2 separate regions of the Homo sapiens genome follow, and region 2 is linked to region 1. A link is a loop called in an ENCODE intact Hi-C map of the cell type or tissue named here. Cell type or tissue: endothelial cell of umbilical vein. All regions are shown on one strand. Each heading gives the region's core, and the rest is flanking DNA. Links, peaks and the distances in the headings are about the cores only. Region 1 has its middle 46 kb from the start of MIR8079. Region 2 overlaps TSC22D1 (TSC22 domain family member 1).

Region 1 (10,118 bases), core at 1,029-9,028:
TCCTGGGGTGTTTTCAAGCTTTTGGGTGGCGGCACAGTCTGCAAGAGGGGGAAAGGCTCTGAGAACAAGATATGACTAAAGAATAGTTTCTCATTTACCATTTTTAAAAATAAAACAATGCACAGCCAATCACGTGTGAGCTGAAGGGTAGAGTCAAATGTTTAGGTATTTTCTGACCTTTCAGATCCATTCAGACTTTCTAAAAGCCACAGACATAAACACCATATCCAAATCTGGAAGCTTAAAAAGTTTGGACAAAATAGTATACATTTTGTTCAACACTTTATTGCAAAGGAAAAAAAAGGAAAGAAGTATACAAAGTTTTTCTTCACAAAACAAACACGAAAAACTAACTCTGCCAGGAAAAAATGTGAAACCCATAGACAGATCATGCTAAGGGTCTAAGGGGACAGCTTGCCTCCCCTACGGCATTACTGAAAAGCAGATGTGATGGGCAGCGTCACAGAGGCCTGTAATCCAGTTAGGTGCAGCAGCCACAGGCAGCCTACACTCTTCCTAAAAGCCTCCCTCTCAGGGAAACCCAGGGCCTCTTGGACTGTTCCAGGCTTTAAGTGCATATCAGAAAAACATTTGCCATATGTTTTAACTTAATTTCTAAGTCAGCGTGGGCCCATTCATTCTCATTCCTTCCATAACAGCCTTCCTGAGTAATTGCCTATTGACTTTGCTGCTTGCTGGTCATACCTGGGTGTGCATCTGTCTTACACCAGACACACCTAACTCTCAGCCTCTGTAGTCACAAATAAGGGTTCTATTTGTTGATTTAGAATGGCAAGTTGAAACTAGCACAGTCTTACACGTAGAAGATACTCAATCAGTATTTTGTTGATGGAGTCACATCTCTATCTCTCTCCTTATTCTTCTAGCTTACTTCCCCCACCCCTACTTTTATTTCTTTCTTCCCCCTCTTTTGTCAAAAGGTTGGGCTTACCAGCAAATCCACTGAATACTTGCTAACCCTCTGATTTACACCACACAAGTAGCACCAGTTTCACAAGACAGAAAAAAACTCACCTTGGGGCCCCAAGGTTGGCCTGGATCTTTGAAAGTGTAGGGTCATGATTTATTTTAGGCAAGTGGAGATCTAAAAAGGAGCAAAGATAACAGGACCCTGCAATTCACCAACTGGATCCTGTATATAAGAACCTTTGTGATTTCTCACCTTGCTAATTTCCTGCCCTCTCTTTCTGCAGGTTCTTCCCCAAACCATCATGGACCAGTTGGACTCTGAGAAGAAAAGTTTCTGATCTTTAGTTCATTCTTCCAACTCTCTAGAAAGCAGGAAAACTGAGAATGAAAAATTCTAAATTACTCAGGACTCATGGGTTGCCAATAGAAGAAATACATCTTAAACTAGCTTAAGCCTGAAAGGGAAATGTATTTGTTCATGTAACTGAACCATAACGAAGGATGGTGGACTGAGGGACCTGAAAACACCCTCAGGACTCCCTCCCTCTCCTTTGTGCTCCTGTCTGATGCCGTCTTCCCAGACCTGCTCACTCTCCATAAGGTGGGGATGTGGCCATCAGCAACGTGTACTTCCCCGAAGCTTGTGACCTGAGTAGATAGGCATCTCCCAACCCACAAGGATTGAAAAGTTCCTCTAGGAATTATGTGGATTGGCCCATTCACTATGACATGTTCCCCCTAAGCAGCTAAAGGAACTGGGTCTGTTACCAGAAGAGGTGGGAGAGGGGTGCTAGGCAGATTGAACAACAGCCACTACAACATCTGAGGAGGAGACCTCCGTGAAGGCCACCAAGTCTGCTAGCAGATATTTCCTCCCTCGGATCTCTCTCCCTGTCCTCACAGTCTCATAAGTGAGGATTAAATACTACATGTGGCCTAGGAGATCTTAGACCCTCCACACGAAGATATAGTAACAATCAACATCCTAGTGTTCTGGCAGAGAAAAAATCAGAAAGAATCGTTTGCCTGATTTTTCCATCAATACCAATAATTAATTAGAGATGAAATTTGTGATGGACTCAGAGAATTAGAGAAGATCTAAGGGAATCTAGATGATTTCCTACCCCTAACCAGAGCCTCACAAAAAAGGGTGAAGATCTATGGCCGTCTTGCGTTTGGTGTGAGGCTGGACAAGGAAGTTCCTAAGGTCCTTTAGACTCTGTGAGATCATGAGTCCGTAAAACCCTTCCAACTTGAAATTAGTTGATTCCTTCCTTAAATTTTCTGGGACATTCCCCCACTCCCTCCACTCTTATTAGCTGATTTTACTGACCAATAGGCCTTGAAGTTGGGCGTTCCATCTAGATGTCTCACATCAACTCACCTTTTGCAAATTAAGCCCATACCCTTAAAGAGGGGAATTCTCAAGCCATTAGAAACTAGAGAGTCAGCTGGGCATGGTGGCTCACGCCTGTAATCCCAGAACTTTGGGAGGCCAAGGTGGGTGGATCACTTGAGGTCAGGAGTTCGAGTCCAGCCTGACCAACATGGCGAAACCCCGTCTCTACTAAAAATACAAAAATTAGCCAGGGGTGATGGCATGCACCTGTAATCCCAGCTACTCAGGAGGCTGAGGCAGGAGAATTGCTTGAACCTGGGAGGCGGAGGTTGCAGTGAGCCAAGTTTGCACCACAGCACTCCAGCCTGGGCAACAGAGTGAGACTCAGTTTCAAAAAACAAAAGAACAAACAAACAAAAACTAGAGGGTCTCCTCTTAGTTCTTAAACCCTCTTAGTCAACATTTGTGAGCCTCTTTTCTGTATGTTTTGGCATCTTTATTCCTTTCCTTCGTGTCTTGACCAAATTCACCAGATCATGACTCAGAACAAAATCCTGAGGTTGAATATAGAGGTCTAGAACATCTTCAAATTAACTGTTTCTCCTCATAGAGAATTAAAGAAATTGAGAAAGCAAGAGAGAGTGTGTGGAGTTTTTGTCCTCATTTTCCTCTTTCCTGTAGTAGGTAGAATAATGGCTGCCCAGAGATACTCACATCCTAATCCCTGGAACCCATGAATATGTAATGTTGTATGGCCAAAGGGGAATTGAGATTGCTATTACAATGACTTAAAATGGGAGATTATCCTGGATTATCCAGATGGGCCCAATGTAATCACAAGGGTCTTTAAAAATAGAAGGAGGAGGCAGAAGATTAGGTCAGTCCATGAGACAATGTGAGAAAAGCTCAGCCTGACATTGCTGGCCTGGGAGATGGAAGAAGGAGCCACAAGGGGTACCAGCAGCCTGTAGAAAGTAGAGAAGGTAGAAACACAGATTCTTCCCTGGGGCCCCCAGAAAGGAACACAGCACTGTCAACACTTTGAATTCAGCCTGGTAAGACCCATGTTAGACTTCTGACCTACAGACTGCAAGATAATAAATCTGTCTTGTGTAAGCCACTAAATCTATGGTTATCTGTCACAAGCACAATAGGAAATTAATACACTTTCTATTTGTTTTACGTGTGTCCTGAAATGTTAGGTTCCTTAGGATTCCAACTGCTGAACTATATGGAGACAGGATAGTTTAGTTAAAAGAAAAATCTTAGACAAATTAAATTTAACAGAGTTTACTTGAGCAAAGAATAATTCATGACTTGGTAGCCCCAGAACCAGAATAGGTTCAGAGGGACTCTGTTGCTGCCACGGTGACAAAGAAGATTTATGGACAGAAAAAGGAAAGTGATGCACAGAAAACAGAATTGAGGTACAGAAACAGCCAGATTGATCACAGCTCAGTGTTTACCTTATTGAACACCATTTAAACAGTTGGACGGCCTTGACTGGCCAAAACTTGATGATTGGCACAACAGCAAGTTACAGTCTGTTCACACATCCATTAGGTTACAGCTCACTATGTATGAAGAAACCTTTAGGATGAACTTAAAATATATAAGGAGGGAGCTTTAGGCTAAACTTAACAGTGGACAAGATTTGACTCTGCTACTACGTCACCTTGTGGTTTTGGGTAAATCAGTTTCTCTGGTTCTCAGTTTCCATATCTGCAAAACAAGGTCGTTTTATTAAATGATCCCCAAAGCCTCTCCCCCTTTAAGTTTAGACATTCAGTATACTCTCCGTCTTCTTAATGGTGTCAAATGCTCTGGAAGCCCCAGCAAACACCTGAGCTGCCCCTGTCATCATCCACAGCAGAGCACGGACAGGGAAAGAATGTCCACAGGTTCCAGCTCTCTCAGGACTTGTCCACGGCGAGTGAGGCCACAGGAGGTCAGGGCAGGCACAGCAGCTGCCAGTTCTCTCCACTCAGGAAGAACATACCCAGTGCTAAGGAAGAAACACTGTGGGGACAGAGGTGCTAGAGAATTCTAAAACCCAAGCGGCCATGGAAATCCTCCTAAAGGCAAGGAGACTTGTGTTAGCTTCACAGGAGAGATGGGCTCCGAATAAGGATAGTCTATCCAGAAGTTGGGGTGACAAGAAAGACACCAGGTGGGTTATCATGGTGAATGGGCTAGGCTGGAAGAAAAGGTTTTGTGTGGGCAAAAGGTCAGAAAGATCTGTTAAAAGCAGATGATGAGGCCTTAAAAGGTTCCAGGACAAGGACAGGAAGGCTGAGTGAATGCCTTGATGAGGCCCTACTACACTTTGTGCCATGTTGTATGCCCGGGAGTAAGCAGCAGGCACATAATCGGTGCTCAAGACAATAGGTGCTCAGTATTTGTTGGATGAATAAATAAATAGGCATCAACATATTTTTAGCAGGACATTGCCATTATCCAAGATGAATTTAAGGAAGATAAGTGGGACCTCCATAGGCAGAGTGGACTGAAGGAGGCAGAGATGGAACATCTGTATACTAGTCAAGAGGCTGCTAAACTGATTCAGACATAAGGGTCAAGCTGGGATGTTGGGCAGTGCAAACTGAAGGGAAGAAACATATGTGTCGTGAAGACTTTCCCTAAACCATTCCATCTGGGAGGATGTCATTTCCATTCATGCAAATCTCCAAGGAAGGAGACCCACCACCTCATGAATAAGAATAATGCAATAACCCAGACAGGCCAGCACACTGGAGCAAAATCCTCGGGCAGCCATGGAAGCAAGAATCCAACCCACACCATATTTTCAGTAGAAATGACCACTAATTTATGCACAGTTTTTCTGCCTATAATCAAAGCTAATTCTTAGTTCACTCTTGCCTCCTCTAGACTCAACAACTCAAATTCTCCTAACTGCTTTCAGAGATCCATTCACTGAGTCTTCTCATTATTTCCGTTTTTCTTCCCTGATCCCGCTCCAAGTCCCCTCTGCCTTATGTCATTTAGCTGAATCGGAAGACCAGGTTTGCTCCAGTCACACTCATCTGACAGGCCTGCTCTTTTCCTCTAAGTAGCTGGCAGGAGCATAGCTCTGTTCCAGGAGGGGGACCTGTCCTCATGGGAACATGGCAGTTATGGTCCAAGTCCAGCTGGCCAAGAACTCAGACTGTCCTCTCCTGAAGGTTCCCCCACAGAAATCAATAAGAGCCCACCTCCAGACAGTGGCTGGCCTCAGATCTCAGAGGAACTCACCATCCTCTTCCTCTCCATCATCCTCTCTAAGCTTCCCTGTCTTTGCCTCAGCCAAAGTCCAACCCATCAGGGACAGAAGAGTAATTGATGAAGGCCTTAAGGGATATCAAAGCGCTATTGAGCAAAACCACAACTCAACAGCCGTGCAGGTGCTTCCTGCGGCAGGGAGGGAAAGAAGTGTCTTTAGAAAGCCCTAAATAACTCTAGGCAGGGATGTCAGCTTGACAAATGACTGGTGAGAAATAGCCCTGTTGTTCTCTGGTGTGTGATTCATCCAAGGCTGTGCTGGGGTGGGGGGACAAGGCCCAGCCGTGAGTCCCACCGTTGGTCACTTGGGGCCGCTCTTCAGCTTGGCTCCAAGATGGATAAGAAGGCACTTTTGTTGGTGCTCTTGGCCTCTGTCACTTTGACCTTGTTTTCCAGTGGTTTTATTTAGCGGATTTGTGCTGATTTGGTTTGAGCCGCATTCAGAGGAGGATAGCAACTGTGGGGAGACTCTTTCTAAGCATCCGAAGGCCTCTCTCCCTTTGATGTTAGCTCCCAGTGCTTCTTGCCATCATAACATCAAAGACCAGGGGCTGCTCAGGGCAGAGGCCCATTTCATCTCCCTGTTCCCAGCTCCTCAAAGAGCTGGCTTATTGAAATGCTTGTCACGTGTTGAATGGATAAGTGAAAATATCCCGAGACCAAGGGATATGACATGACAGCTAGTTTCTAGACTTAGCGCTGGGACCTTGACAAGGTGCACAGAGTCTCTGGGCCTCTGTATCCCCATCTGTAAAATAAGAAGGCAAGCTCTTGGGTCCCCTCAAACTCAGACCATGAGGTTCAGAGAGGCCTGCAGAGGCTGATTGGGGCCTACACCCAACTCGCAAGGAGGGGAACAAAGGTAAGGAGAACATGAGGGATCAGCAGTTGTTTTGAATGCCCAGCAGCAGGAGTAAACACCAGCACGTTGAACACTTGCGTGAAAGGTCTATGATGTTTTCAGTTAGGAGGTCGGCCTGGAGGCCCCCTGAAGTAACACTAGATGAATGTATTGTGAACAGCCAGTGGGCTGGTGTGGGCCACATGAGACACAAACAGCACCACTAGCCTCCCTGAGTTTACTGGGTCCTCTTCACCAAGGTGTCCCAGCCACCAGCTGGACATTAAGTCTTTGGTTTATGGTGTGTTTTTTGTTGTTGTTGTTGTTGTTTTCCATGAAACAGCACAGCAAATCCATCGTTAGAGGCCGGCCATCCCACCAGCAGGGATGATTTTGTGAGTGAGTCATGCTGAGGAGGCGCTGTGTGAGGTGGGGCTGCGGTTTATAATGAAGTCCTGCCTGGGACTGTACTGAGGAGACAGCCCAGTGTGTCCCAGCACAGAGCCCATTTCTCAAAGCGGTCATCGTCTGATTCATTTTCTCATGCTGGGGGATGTGCTCTGGGTTTTAATGCCTTTAGTTTCCATCAATGGTAGCTTTGTTAGTGTTAACTGAAAGGAAGACAAATTTGTTTGAAATCAAGGTCTTGTGGATGCCTCAGTGTGTACCCTTCTCTGTGCAGAAAATGGCTGTAATCTTGAGATTGAAGAGTTGAATGAAGTTGTCTTCTTTATGGAAAGGCATTTCAGCAACTGTAATTAATGGTCACAAAAGTCATCAAAAGTTTTAACAATCCCAACAATCCCAGTTTCCCCTTTGCGAATCATTTTAGGTTTTTATATAAAGATCGCTGATGCCCCTATTAAGGCTCTTACTGCTGTAAAAGTCAGGTAGGTGAGACTCCAGCTTGGCCTTCATTTGTCCTTTTGTTTACGTAAAGCATCCAGTTACTCTTACACCTTGACATGGCTTAAGCAGGTCTGACGGGAAACAGCCTTGTTTCAGCTGATAATCTCCATGGAATGGACAGACTTCCCACTGCAGAATTGAGGCAGATAAAAGGAAAAAGAAGTGCTCTCACAGCAAGACAGCAATACCTTCATATACCTGCACACACACACACACACACACACACACACACACACACACACACGCCATTTGGGTGCAGAGTAAATACCTATTTGACATATCTTTTCTGAAATACAGATTTTGAAACCACACAAACCTGGTTTTGATCCCTCTCTACCACTTGTTAGCATGTGAGCCTGGATAAGTTGATTAACCTTTCTGACCTTTGGTTTACTTGTTTATAAAATGAGGAAAATTAAAGTACCAAACCACAGTATTGTTGAAACATCAAAGGAAATAATATACATAAAGCATTTAGCACAGTGCCTGGAATATTCCAAGTTGTCCAATAAATGATTGATAATCATAACAATAACAATAATAGAATTTTCCTCTTTCCTGACAGAGAGACCTCTCAGCTCCTTGGCGCTCTATAGGAAGTCAGGGTTGATTCTGTTTGTGGTTTACCATTTAGGATTCACTATGAGGCAGAAGTACAATGTAAGTTACAAGCTATTATTATTACAAATAAGAATTCCTGGAGCAGAGACAATATGCAGTGGTCTGAGTTTGAAGGGACCTGCGATTTTACTTTCTCATCTCAAAAACAAGGATATGGAGGCCCAGAAACCCTGAGTGCTGACCAAGTTTCCAGCTACTTATTCTTAGAGTTAAGACCAGAAACTAGTTATCATGAGTCTTGGTCTTGGGATGTTTTCACTTATCCATTCTACATTTGGCAAGCCTTTAAGTAAGCCAGTTATTTCAGAAGTTGGGCATAAGAAAAGGTGCCCATGGACCGGGTGCGGTGGCTCACGCCTGTAATCCCAGCACTTTGGGAGGCCAAGGCAGCAGATCACTTAAAGTCGGGAGTTTGAGACCAGCCTGGCCAACATGGTGAAACCCCATCTCTACTAAACACACAAAAATTAGCTAGATGTGGTAGTGGGCACGTGTAATTCTAGCTACTTGGGAGGCTGAGGCAGGAGAATCGCTTGAACCCAGGAGACAGAGGTTGTGGTGAGCCGAGATCGTGCCACGGCACTCCATCCAGGCAACAGAGGGAGACTCCGCCTCAAAAAAAAAAAAAAGAAAGAAAGAAAGAAAAGAAAAGGAGCCCATGGTCTTTGCTGCTATGATGGCAAGAAGTGCTGGGAGCTAACATCAAAGGGGGAGAGGTGTTTGGATGCTTAGAGAGCCAGCCTCCGCACGTTTCTCATCCTCCATTGAATGCAGCTCATACCTAAGCAGCACAAATCCAAGAGAAGCAAAGCAGCCTGCAGTGTGGACAGAAGGACTGAACCAAAAAGTCCACACTGAGAGCTCAGCTTCCGGCTTTCTTCCTTGCTGAGACCCTCCCCTGCCCCAAATGAAATACAGTTTTTGCCCCATTAGGCAAAACGTCTTAATTAGCAAGGGACCGATCGTTTCATAATCTTTAAAAAGAACCCACAGTTCTCAAACACCCCCTCACATGGATGCACGTGAGGTATAAGACAGCAACCCAATGTCTGTTACTATGGAACTCAATGGTGTAAAATTAACTCACTAAAGCACACACCCACTGCAAAAAAAAAAAAAAAAAAACAACAAAAAACAGCCTTTGCCAGCTAGGTGCTTCAGAAGGTGATATAGTTTAGATGTGTGTCTCCCTCCAAGTTTCATACTGAAATGTAATTCCAAATGTTGGAGGTGGGGCCTAGTAGGAGGTGTTCGGGTCATGGGGGCAGATCCATCATGAATGGCTTGGTGCCATCCCCTTGGTGATAAGTGAGTTCTCTATTAGTTCATGTCAGAGTTGGTTGTTTAAAGTGCTTGACATCTCCTCCTCTTCTCTCTTGCTCCCTCCTTCGCCATGTGACATGCCCGCTCCCCCTTCACCTTCTGCCATGAGTAAAAGCTCCCTGAGACCTCACCAGAAGCCAAGCAGATTGGGGTGCCATGCTTGTACAGCCTGCAGAACCATAAGCCAAATAAGCCTCTTTTCTTTATAAATTGCCCAGTCTCAGGTATTTCTTTATAGTAATGCAAAAGGGACTGATAGAGAAGGCATTGATGTCACGCTACATATAAAATTTGCATTCTGAGAGTCGCCTCCCACTCAAACGTAAGCTCCATGTGTTCAGGGATTTGCCATAGGTCTGTTCACTGCTGCACAGCCAGTGCCTAGAACAGCACCTAGACAGAGCAGCCAATAAATATTTATTGAACCAATAAATGAATCATACATGAACCAAGTATGAACAGTGGAGGCTGTGAACTGTCTCATGTGTGAGTTATTTACCATCTCTTTGCTGAGTTTCCTCATCCTGAAAAGGCTATATTAATAGGATTGTCGTAAGAATTGTTGGTTTGTGTAAATGTCTTTAAAGCAGTGCTAGTTAATGTTACCTATTTTGGGCTCCATAGAGATTGTGCTTTTTCTATGTCCTCACAGAGGATTGGCAGATAGATATTCAGCGATGTAACATATATACCTGAAAATTATTTCACTCAAATAATCATGTTAGAAAAGTCCTGAAAGAGGCCAGGCACGGTGGCTCATGCCTGTAATCCCAGCACTTTGGGAGGCCAAGGTGGGTGGATTGCCTGAGGTCAGGAGTTCGAGGCCAGCCTTGGCAACATGGTGAAACCCCATCTCTACTAAAATACAAAAAATTA
Region 2 (9,732 bases), core at 1,733-9,732, 230 kb after region 1:
CTAGAAGGCAAATCAATTAAGTGATTAGTAAATGGGATAATGATGTCAGCATAACACAAAAATTGTATTGGTTCACAGGGTTTTTTCCTTCACAAGAGCACTCAGTACAGCTGGTGAATTACAGCCTTTATCAAGAATGGAAAGAGCTCTCAGCTCTGCTGTATAGCAGCAGGAAGAATCTTTTCATTTGTATTTAACAAGACCTAAAAGCAAGCACTTCCACCAGGAGCCCCTACCAGCTTTGTGCTCCTTTCAGCTTATGCCAGGTTACCCTGACTCTTGTACCCAACCTTACTGCAGCGCCCCTGGTTTGGAGCTCCACTTCCTTCTGTGTTATATCAGCACCTGCCACCTCTGCTCTAATTAAAATGTTGGTAGCATTTCACTCTTCTTTGTGTATTTTTTAATACCTACCATTAGAGCTTGCTGTTTTACTAAACTGGTACCAACTTTTTGTTTTCTCACTGCTCTGGTTACAATGCTGCACAAGTTTTGAGTGGTTGACCCCCACCGTGTTTTCTTCATAGGCTGTCTTATTTTTAACACATAATGCTGCAGAATGAGGTATTTAGGAACATATATATCGTGGCATAGAAGAAATGTCTGAAGGAAACTTTCACGGTACTAGGACAGTATGTAACACAGGACCTTGACCTAATATGGAAATAGCATGTGTGAAGGTTTAAAGCACAGAGACAGGAATACAAGGAGAGCCTCCCAGGAAAAAAAAATGCAGGCTTAAACTTTGTCTTTACCCCCGAAGACTTTGCCAGGCTAAGAAAGCTATATTCACGTCATATGGCTGAAGCATTCCTTTTTCTAATAGGACTCTGTGGGGGGACACGAGCATGACAATGATGAGACTAATTCAGTGGTTCTCAACCTTGGATGAACTTCAGAATCATGTAGGAAGCTTTTAAAAAATACAGATGTTCAGGCTCATGCCTCAGAGATTCAGACTGTACTCATCTTGTGTGAGTCAGCTGCCACAGGTGATTTCAATGTGAAGCCAGGGCTACAAACCACTAGACCAGAGGGGGCACTGGCAGCAATCAGAGCATTGGAGAATAGCTCTTAGGAAGAAATTTTCTAAACAACAACAAAGCCCACGACTGATATTACTTATGTATTAAAAAGTTGGCAATTTGGGCCAGGCACAGTGGCTCACGCCTGTAATCCTAGCACTTTAGGAGGCCGAGGCGAGTGGATCACCTGAGGTCAAAAGTTCAAGACCAGCCTGGCCAACGTGGTGAAACCCTGTCTCTACTAAAAATACAAAAATTAGCCAGGTGTGGTGGCAGGCACCTGTAACCCCAGCCACTTGGGAGCCTGAAGCAGGAGAATCGCTTGAACCCAGGAGGCAGAGGTTGCAGTGAGCTGAGATTGTGCCATTGCACTCCAGCCTGGGCAACAAGAGCGAAACTCTGCCTCAAGAAAAAACAAACAAACAAACAAACAAACAAAACTTTGCAATTTTTAATTAGCAAATAAGACTGTTTGTTCATTTTTCCCAACAAAATTTACAAGGATATTCCTAGGACACAAGCAGGGCTGGAAATAAGCAGAGCTGCAGTGTGAGGGCCAATCCCCCAGGAGCACTCATCTAGACTTCTCAAGAAGGCAGCACATAGGGCTGGCATCCAAGGGCTAGGATTTACGATCCTCAAGAAGCTAGGGAAGGGGTATAGGGAGAGGGTGGAAGCTTAGAACTAGTACCAGAGGGATTTGGGTAAACTATTCAGTGCGACTTAGCACATACAAATAATAGCACGTACCATTTTAAAACATGGCCATCTTTGGAATGTCAAAATAAAGGACAAAAATGTACAGAGTGGTTTAAATACCATCCTATTATATGGAGGTAGATAAGTGGGTGGCAACAAAAGTTTTCAAACTTGGTAATCAGAGTCACAGGAGGGGATATTTTAAAAATACAGATTCCTTGGCCGGGCATAGTGGCTCATGCCTGTAATCCCAGCCCTTTGGGAGGCCATGGCAGGCGAATCGCTTGAGCTCAGGAGTTTAAGACCAGCCTGGACAACATAGTGAAATCTTGTCTCTACTAAAAATACAAAAAATCAACCTGGTGTTGTGATGCATACCTGTAGCCCCAGCTACTTGGGAGGCTGAGATAGGAGAATCACCTGAGCCCAGGACGTCAAGGCTGCAATGAGCTGAGATCATACCACTGCACTCCAGCCTGGGTGACAGAATGAGACCGTGTCTCAAAAAGAAAAAAAAAAGAAAACAATATATAGATTCCTGAGCCCAATGTCAAACCTTATGAATTAGAATCTCCAGAGATATAAAATAATAAATTAGCAACAATAACTGCTATGGCCGGGCATGGTGGCTCAAGCCTGTAATCCCAGCACTTTGGGAGGCCGAGGTGGGCAGATCACTTGAGGTCAGGAGTTTGAGACCAGCCTGGCCAACAAAGCGAAACCCCATTTCTACTAAAAATACAAAAATTAGCCAGGCATGGTGGTGCACACCTGTAGTCCCAGCTACCCGGAGACTGAGGCAGGAGAATTGCTTGAACACGGGAGGTGGAGGTTGCAGTCAGCCAAGATCACGCCACTGTACTCCAGCCTGGGCAACAGAGCAAGACTCCTTCTCAAAATAAACAAAAAAACAAAAAAAAATAGCTGCTATGAAGAATGAAACTGGATCCCTCCCTGTCTCTCACCATATATAAAAATTAACTTGAGATAGATTAAGGACATGGATACCTGACGTGAAACCATAAATATTCTAGAAGAAAACCCAGGACACACTTTCTGGACACTAGCCTTAGCAAATAATTTATCACTAAGATCCCAAAAGCAAGTGTAACAAAAACAAAAATAAATAAATGGGACTTACTTAAACTAAAAGCTTCTGCACAGCAAAAGAAATAACAGAGTAAACAGACAAACTACAGAATGGGAGAAAATATTTGCAAACTATACACCTGACAGAGGAATAATCTCCATAATCTACAAGGAACTCAAACAAATCAGCAAGAAAAAAAAATAACTCCGTTAAAAAGTGAGCAAAGGATATGAATAGATATTTCTCAAAAGAAGATATACAAATGGCCAAGAAACATATGGAAAAAATGCTCAACATCACTAATCATCAGGGAAATGCAAATCAAAACCACCACAATGAGATACCACCTTGCCCCAGGGAGAATGGCCATTGTTTAAAGTCAAAAAACAATGGATGCTGGCACAGATACAGTGAAAAGGGAACATTTATACACTGTTGGTGGGAAATTGGTACAACCTCTGTAGAAAACAGTATGGAGATTTCTCAGAAAACTAAAAGAAGATCTATCATTCAATCCAGCAATCCCACTACTGGGTATTTACCAAAAGGAAAAGAGTCATTATATAAAAAAGACACTAGCACTCATATGTTATCACAGCATAATTCACAATTGCAAAAATATGGGATCAACCTATACACACACGCGCACACACACACACACACACAATGGAATAAAAAGAACAGCCATATAAGAACAAAATAATATCTTTTGCAGCAACTTGGACAGAACTGGAGGCCATCATTCAAAGCAAACTCAACTCAGGAATGGAAAACCAAATACCAAATGTTCTCACCTATAAACATGAGCTAAGCCATGGGTATGCAAAGGCATACAGAGTTGTATAACGGACACTGGAGACTCAGAAGTGGGGTAGGTAGAAAGGGGGTGAGGGATAGAAAATCACCTGTTGGGTACAATGTACACTATTCGGGTGATGGGTACACTAAAAGCCCAGACTTCACCACTGTACAATTCATCTATGTAACCAAAAACCACTTGTACCCCTAAAGCTATTGAATTTTTTTTTTAAAAAAGCTGCTACCATTTATTCAGCATTTACAATATGCTAGGCAATTTTCTAAGCACTTTGTATGTATCATCTTATTTCGTTCCTGTAACAACCCTAACAGTCACCTGGGACACAGAGAAGTAACTTGCCCATAGTAGATGGATCCAGGTTTCAAAACAGTCTGTGCTCCTAACCATGACATTCTGCATTATTTAAGATACCTTCCACCTGCAACAAACCAAGTAATTTTTTGAGGTAGCTGGTATTTAATCCAGCATTTGGGAACCGCTATACTATGGGAATGTTCAAGTCGCTTTAGCCATTTCACTCTTTGAAATCAGACACAAAATCAACAGTATCTCCTATTACTGGTCTTTATATCAAGAAATATTATCATCTTTATTATGAAGAATTTATAATATGCTAAATGCACAGAAATAGTTTTCCTGTAGAAGACTGGCTTATGTCTAAGTTTGCTGTTTCTAACAAAAATAGAAATTTTATATAACATAGTTTTTTCTTAACCTCACCTAGCAAGTTGCTATGTTTTATCAATTCTGCCCTAATAATATCTTAAAGGCTTTTAAATTCTTTCTGTATTCCTACTGACATCACACTAATTCAGATTTATATCATAAAACTTCCAGATTATTGATTGCCATATCATCTCAACTGGTCCATCTGGCTCCAATCTCTCTCCAGCTGGATCCAAGCAAATGCACCCTGCGCTTTCAGGCTAATTTTCTTAAAACATTTCCTGCCTGTCACCCATGCAATTACAAGTCTGTTAATGATTACAGGGTACCTACAGGGTAAGCCCCCAATCTTTATAACCAGGCATTCAAGATCTATAAGTACCCACCGCCTACCCATCTCCGGCTTCCCTTTCCTAAATTCAACTACAGTACAGTTTTTAATCCAAAATTCCTTCATAAAGACAAATACATCTTAAGCCACATTTAAAATGAGAAAAGTATTTAAATTGTGGGCTAATTCTTTAAATCCGTTTTAATAAAATTCTAGCTATCTTGGAGTTAAATGTTCAAATCTCATACTACTTCAAATGAGCTGCTTTTACTAATAGCTCTTAAACTTTTGGCAGAATATGTAGGAGGATGTTCTTAACACAAATTAAGCTCTTGCATCTGATCTTTCTGGTAATCTTGAAGTTCAGAGTTAGTTTTAGATGTCCAATTACTCAAAAACTCTGCCCCAAAGCAACAGGGAGGGTGTAGACTGTGTTTTAAAGCACGAATCTTGTATAATTCACTGAGCCAGTTTGTCAGACTTGAATTGTATTATTTTTACTTGAAAACACATAGTACCATGCCAAGAGGAAAATGTACCCAATCCTAGAAGTACAAGCTAGTGAAATTTATCTATCTATTTAAGTCATGAAAGTTCCACTTACTCGTCTACTATGAAGTTTAAAAAAAAGTTCTACTACCAAGCAGAACTGAGAAGAGTCAATTGACGATGCCCTAATATCCATTTCAGGTGGAGCTAATTTATCAGTTATTTCCTGTGGCTTCTCTGGAGCTCTTATAAAAGTTCTCCATTACCCCTTGAGGACTGAATTTAAGATGAGGGGGGAAATATGATGATTTATGCAGCCATCATGCAAAATCCATATGAGTAAGAAAGTGACAGGTAGATAAACATTTTAGAGAGCCAGAGAAAGGATTGCTGCTGGAAACCATGCCCTCTCCTCTCCCCTTAAGGTAGGGCTCAACTGTTGCTTTCTTAGTGCTTATGTGATGTTAAACTGATTCATCTTTTAAAAGATTAGAAAAATATGCAAGTAATTAATGAAGGGAACAAATATGAAAGAAAACTTCCCCCTAGTCAAATCTTTTATAACAGGTTCGCAGAACAACTCCAGACCTGGAAGCCTGTGGAAAGGGAAACACAGTATCCACTAATGAGCAAACCAAGAAGTCCAAAGGATGAAGATTTTACCCACTGCTTGTTGTATCACCAATAAAGGCATAAACTGCCTTGAAACAGCTCTCCAATTACCAGAGCAGGTAATTGGATTCGAAAGGAAAATAGATTCGCGTCTGGCCACATCCTTTATAATTATTATTATCTCATTCATACAAATGATGTACAACTCAGAGTCTAAAATATTTTTATAGGAAAGATTCCTTAAAGTTGCTCCATGAGCAGTTAGATTTGTTTCTAATATTTCTCATAACTACAGAACTCATTCCTCATGGTCTGGTGCTACCTTTACGATACTGGTGTTTGAAGAAGAAATTTTAAGGCCTCATAGTTTATTTTCCTTCCCCCAAATACCCTGTGTCACAAAAGCCGCTGGGAGAAGGCAATGTCTGCCTTCATTTGCTATTTAATTTTGCAGGAAAGCAGCCATGTTGTACCACACCAGAGGCTGGCACTTCACATGATTCACTTCACCTCCAATAGGAAAAAAATGCAGATAAAGCAAAAAGCAAGTTGACGTCAGACCCAGCTTTTAAGAGTCACGGTCCAGAGTCTCTGCTGGGACCAGTCCTTATTCCCTCCACACTACTGTTACTGACCACTCCATCTTAATCACATCCAATAATACATTCAAATGGCTCACTGACAACAGATAAGTTATATTCTACTGCTTAAGAAATCAGGAAATGTGAAATATAGTTTAGTTTTCCATCAAAAAAGTTAAAATTTAAAAGTTCTGGCATATAAAGTGTGTAATAGCCAACTATCTGGAAAACTTAGATTTTAGATAACCAATGGTTTGCTGTTCATCAAAGCAAAAAGAATCTACAAAATACAATCCTGCCACCTTGTGGTACCTGTTCAAAAGTACTTCATACTTTACCATAAATTTTCTAATTTTAAAAAATGTGCTTATTTGAAAAAATATTAATCAAGATAAAGTTATTTTAAAATATTAAATACTCATGCTGACATTAGCTAAAATGCACTGAAATTTGTTTGAAATGAAATTATTTCTCAGGTCAAAACTAAATTATCTCTTCCAACATAAGATGTGGAAATGCAATTGTGTAGCACTTGGATCTCTTGATAAACTCTTACCATCACACTTTCCTTTCTGACAGTTAAATAGCCGGAATGTTAAATAAATAGAACTGCAAAACTTACTAGATAGCATTGCTTGATCAATTTTTAACTACAAGTAGAGATTAAGTATGGTAAATTTCTATATCTTTACTAAACTTATAATTTTTAGATTGTTCAGACTCTTCAATGAACCTAAATAGACTTAAGTTTCTTAACATCATATTGACGTATAAGAGAATAGTTCTAAAACAGTGAATTAAAATACAGAACCACTGGCAGTTTCAGAGCATCATCTACAATAATTACTTTTAGAAAATTGTTAAGTGATGACTAAGTCTCCTTTGACAAATAAAATATTGAAAGCTTATCCTGTGAAAATATAAACTACCAATTACAGGAGTCCTCCCTTATCTGTGGTTTCACTTTCCATAATTTTAGTTACCTATACTCCAAAAATATTAAGTGGAAAATTCCAGAAATAAGTCATAAATGTTAAATTATGTGCTGAAATCCTCCCTTTGTCCAGCAGATCCACATTGTATACACTACTTGCCCATTAGTCACCCAGTAACTGTCTCAGTTATCAGATCCACTGTCAGCGTGTCAAAGTGATTGGAGGATTCAAGTAACCCTTATTTTACTTCATAGCCCCAAAGTGCAAGAGTAGTAATGCTGGCATATTGTTATAATTGTTCTATTACTGTTGTTGTTAATCTCTTACTGTGCCTAATTTATAAATTAAGCTTTATCAGAGGTATGTATGTATAGGGAAAAAACATACTGAATATTGGTTTTGATCCTATCCTCAGTTGCAGGCATCCATGGGGAGTCTTAGAATGTGACCCCTGGAATAAAGAGGGGTCACAAATGCAAAGATAAACTGTGGCATTTTTCTGTTATACAGCATCCTTTGAATTCTTCTATTTAACAAATACTGGTCATCTCTTTTGTCTCACAACTTGAGAACTGTTCCTTTTTTTTCATATGAGACAGCATGTTTTACTTTGCACACTGGTATCAATCCTTCAGACACTCTCAACCATTGACATATCTGATTTCTGTCTCCCCTCTCACCCACTCACTCACTCAACAAACATATGAGGACCTGCTATGTGTACCAGGTCCCTAAAACGGAAACATGAAAAAGCATAGTCCTCGCCTGTAACCCCAATATTGTGGGAGGCTGAGGTGGGCAGATCACTTGAGTCCGGGAATTTGAGACCACCCTGGACAAAATGGTGAAACCCTGGCTATACAATTAACCGGTTGTGGTGGCATGTGCCTGTAGACCCAGCTACCCTGGAGGCTGAGGTGGGAGGACTGCCTTTGCCTGAGCCTGGGAGGTTGAGACTGCAGTGAGCCATGACCTAATCTTCAAGGAAAGGCAATTTTCTTTGTTTTGAGGTATATATTTTTGAACATTCCTTCTATCCCTCAAATTCTTCTCAAAATAAGCTCCACATCTAATTGTACAACTGCAGTAGTCCATTTTCATGCTGTGGATAAAGACCTGAGATTGGGCAATTTAAAAAAGAAAGAGATTTACTTGGACTTGCAGTTCCACGTGGCCAGGGAAGCCCAATTATGACGGAAGGCAAGGAAGAGCAAGTCACGTCTTACATAGATGGCAGTAGGCAAAGAGAGAGAGCTTGTGCAGGGGAATTCCTCTTTTTAAAACGGAATTGCAGACCCAATGTACATCTTTTATTCAAACTGATTAATGCATTTTTAGATTTAAAATATTAAATTTATTAAATAATATTAAATCTACCAATCACTCAAGTATTTTACATTCATTTAAAACTATACAACTGGAGGCCAGGCACAACGGCACAGGCCTGTAATCCCAGCACGTTGGGAGGCCAACGCAGGTGGATCACTTGAGGTCAGGAGTTTGAGACCAGCCTGAGCAACATGGTGAAAACCCATCTCTACAAAAAATACAAAAATTAGCTGGGCATGGTGGCACACACCTGTAGTCCCAGCTACTTGGAAGGCTGAGGCAGGAGGATCTCTTGAGCCCAGGAGGTCGAGGTTGCAGTGAACCAAGATCATGCCACTGGACTCCAGCCTGGGCGACAGAGCAAGACCCCTGACTCTAAAAATAAAAAATAAATAAATAAATAAAAATAAAACTGTACAATTGGATGAGTACTTTTGTCAGCATGCAAATCAGTTTAAGTTATACAAACAGTAGAAGCAGTATATATGTGTGTGTGTGTGTGTGTGTATATATTTAGCATAGATGTATATATTTTTAAATTAAGCTAGTCAGGCCAGCTTTATTAAGCATTCACAAAAATCCACATTTCAAAAGAACCATGCAACTGATGGTTTACATATAATTTGAGGACCTCTATTCCTAAGACAAACTAAAGTACAGCTAACATCATCTTTAATTATAGACTAATTAAGCTAATGTTTTCTGATAGAAAGGCTCAATATAATACTCAATCTTTTACAATTTTAAGCCAATTTGTAATGGCTTCAACTGAGGAGTCCAACAAATTAAAAAGCTGTTATGCAACTAAATGTTTAAAGATCTTAAGCTAAAAAAGGACTATACAATTCATCTCAGTTAACCAGTAAAAAATTTCTATCATGATCTCCAAATAATCCTCCAAGTGATTTTTAAAATAGCTTTAAAATTTTTCCAGCTGGGAAAAACAAAGCAAAGAACTAAAATGGCTGAACTGAACCTTATTTCACCCTCCAAGCTGAGTATTTAGAAACCAACTGCTTTTCAAGGTACTAGGCAGGACTTAGGACAACTGAGAGACAATTCCTTCCACAATTATTTGAATTACAGTGAGGTACTCACAGCAGGATTATCACTAGACTATAGGAAAAGCTTCACGCTACAGACTATGGTGGCTTT

The links. Hi-C counts contacts between places; a loop is a spot of excess contacts. Peaks named below come from ENCODE experiments on the same cell type or tissue, not always from the same donor. Only the 100,000 strongest peaks of a DNase experiment are listed, where the experiment ranks them.
Region 2: it touches region 1 in a loop (10-fold over the local background); 2 of 110 quality-filtered maps call a loop at or near these places.

What each region holds. Positions count from the first base shown.
Region 1 is chr13:44,237,614-44,247,731 of GRCh38, forward strand. No RefSeq gene overlaps it. Among named protein-coding and RNA genes, the nearest start is that of MIR8079, 46 kb to the left of the region's middle. In endothelial cell of umbilical vein, for the core only: a CTCF peak has its summit at 5,847; a DNase peak (open chromatin) is centred at 5,788; H3K27ac peaks cover 1,008 bases.
Region 2 is chr13:44,464,543-44,474,274 of GRCh38, forward strand. All of the region lies in intron 1 of TSC22D1 (TSC22 domain family member 1), which reads right to left. It overlaps LOC124903167 (a long non-coding RNA gene), which reads left to right. Exons shown (of 4, transcript XR_007063778.1): 4 at 79-149. Among named protein-coding and RNA genes, the nearest start is that of TUSC8, 63 kb to the left of the region's middle. In endothelial cell of umbilical vein, for the core only: a CTCF peak has its summit at 6,629 (motif pointing left); DNase peaks (open chromatin) are centred at 6,529 and 7,259; H3K27ac peaks cover 847 bases.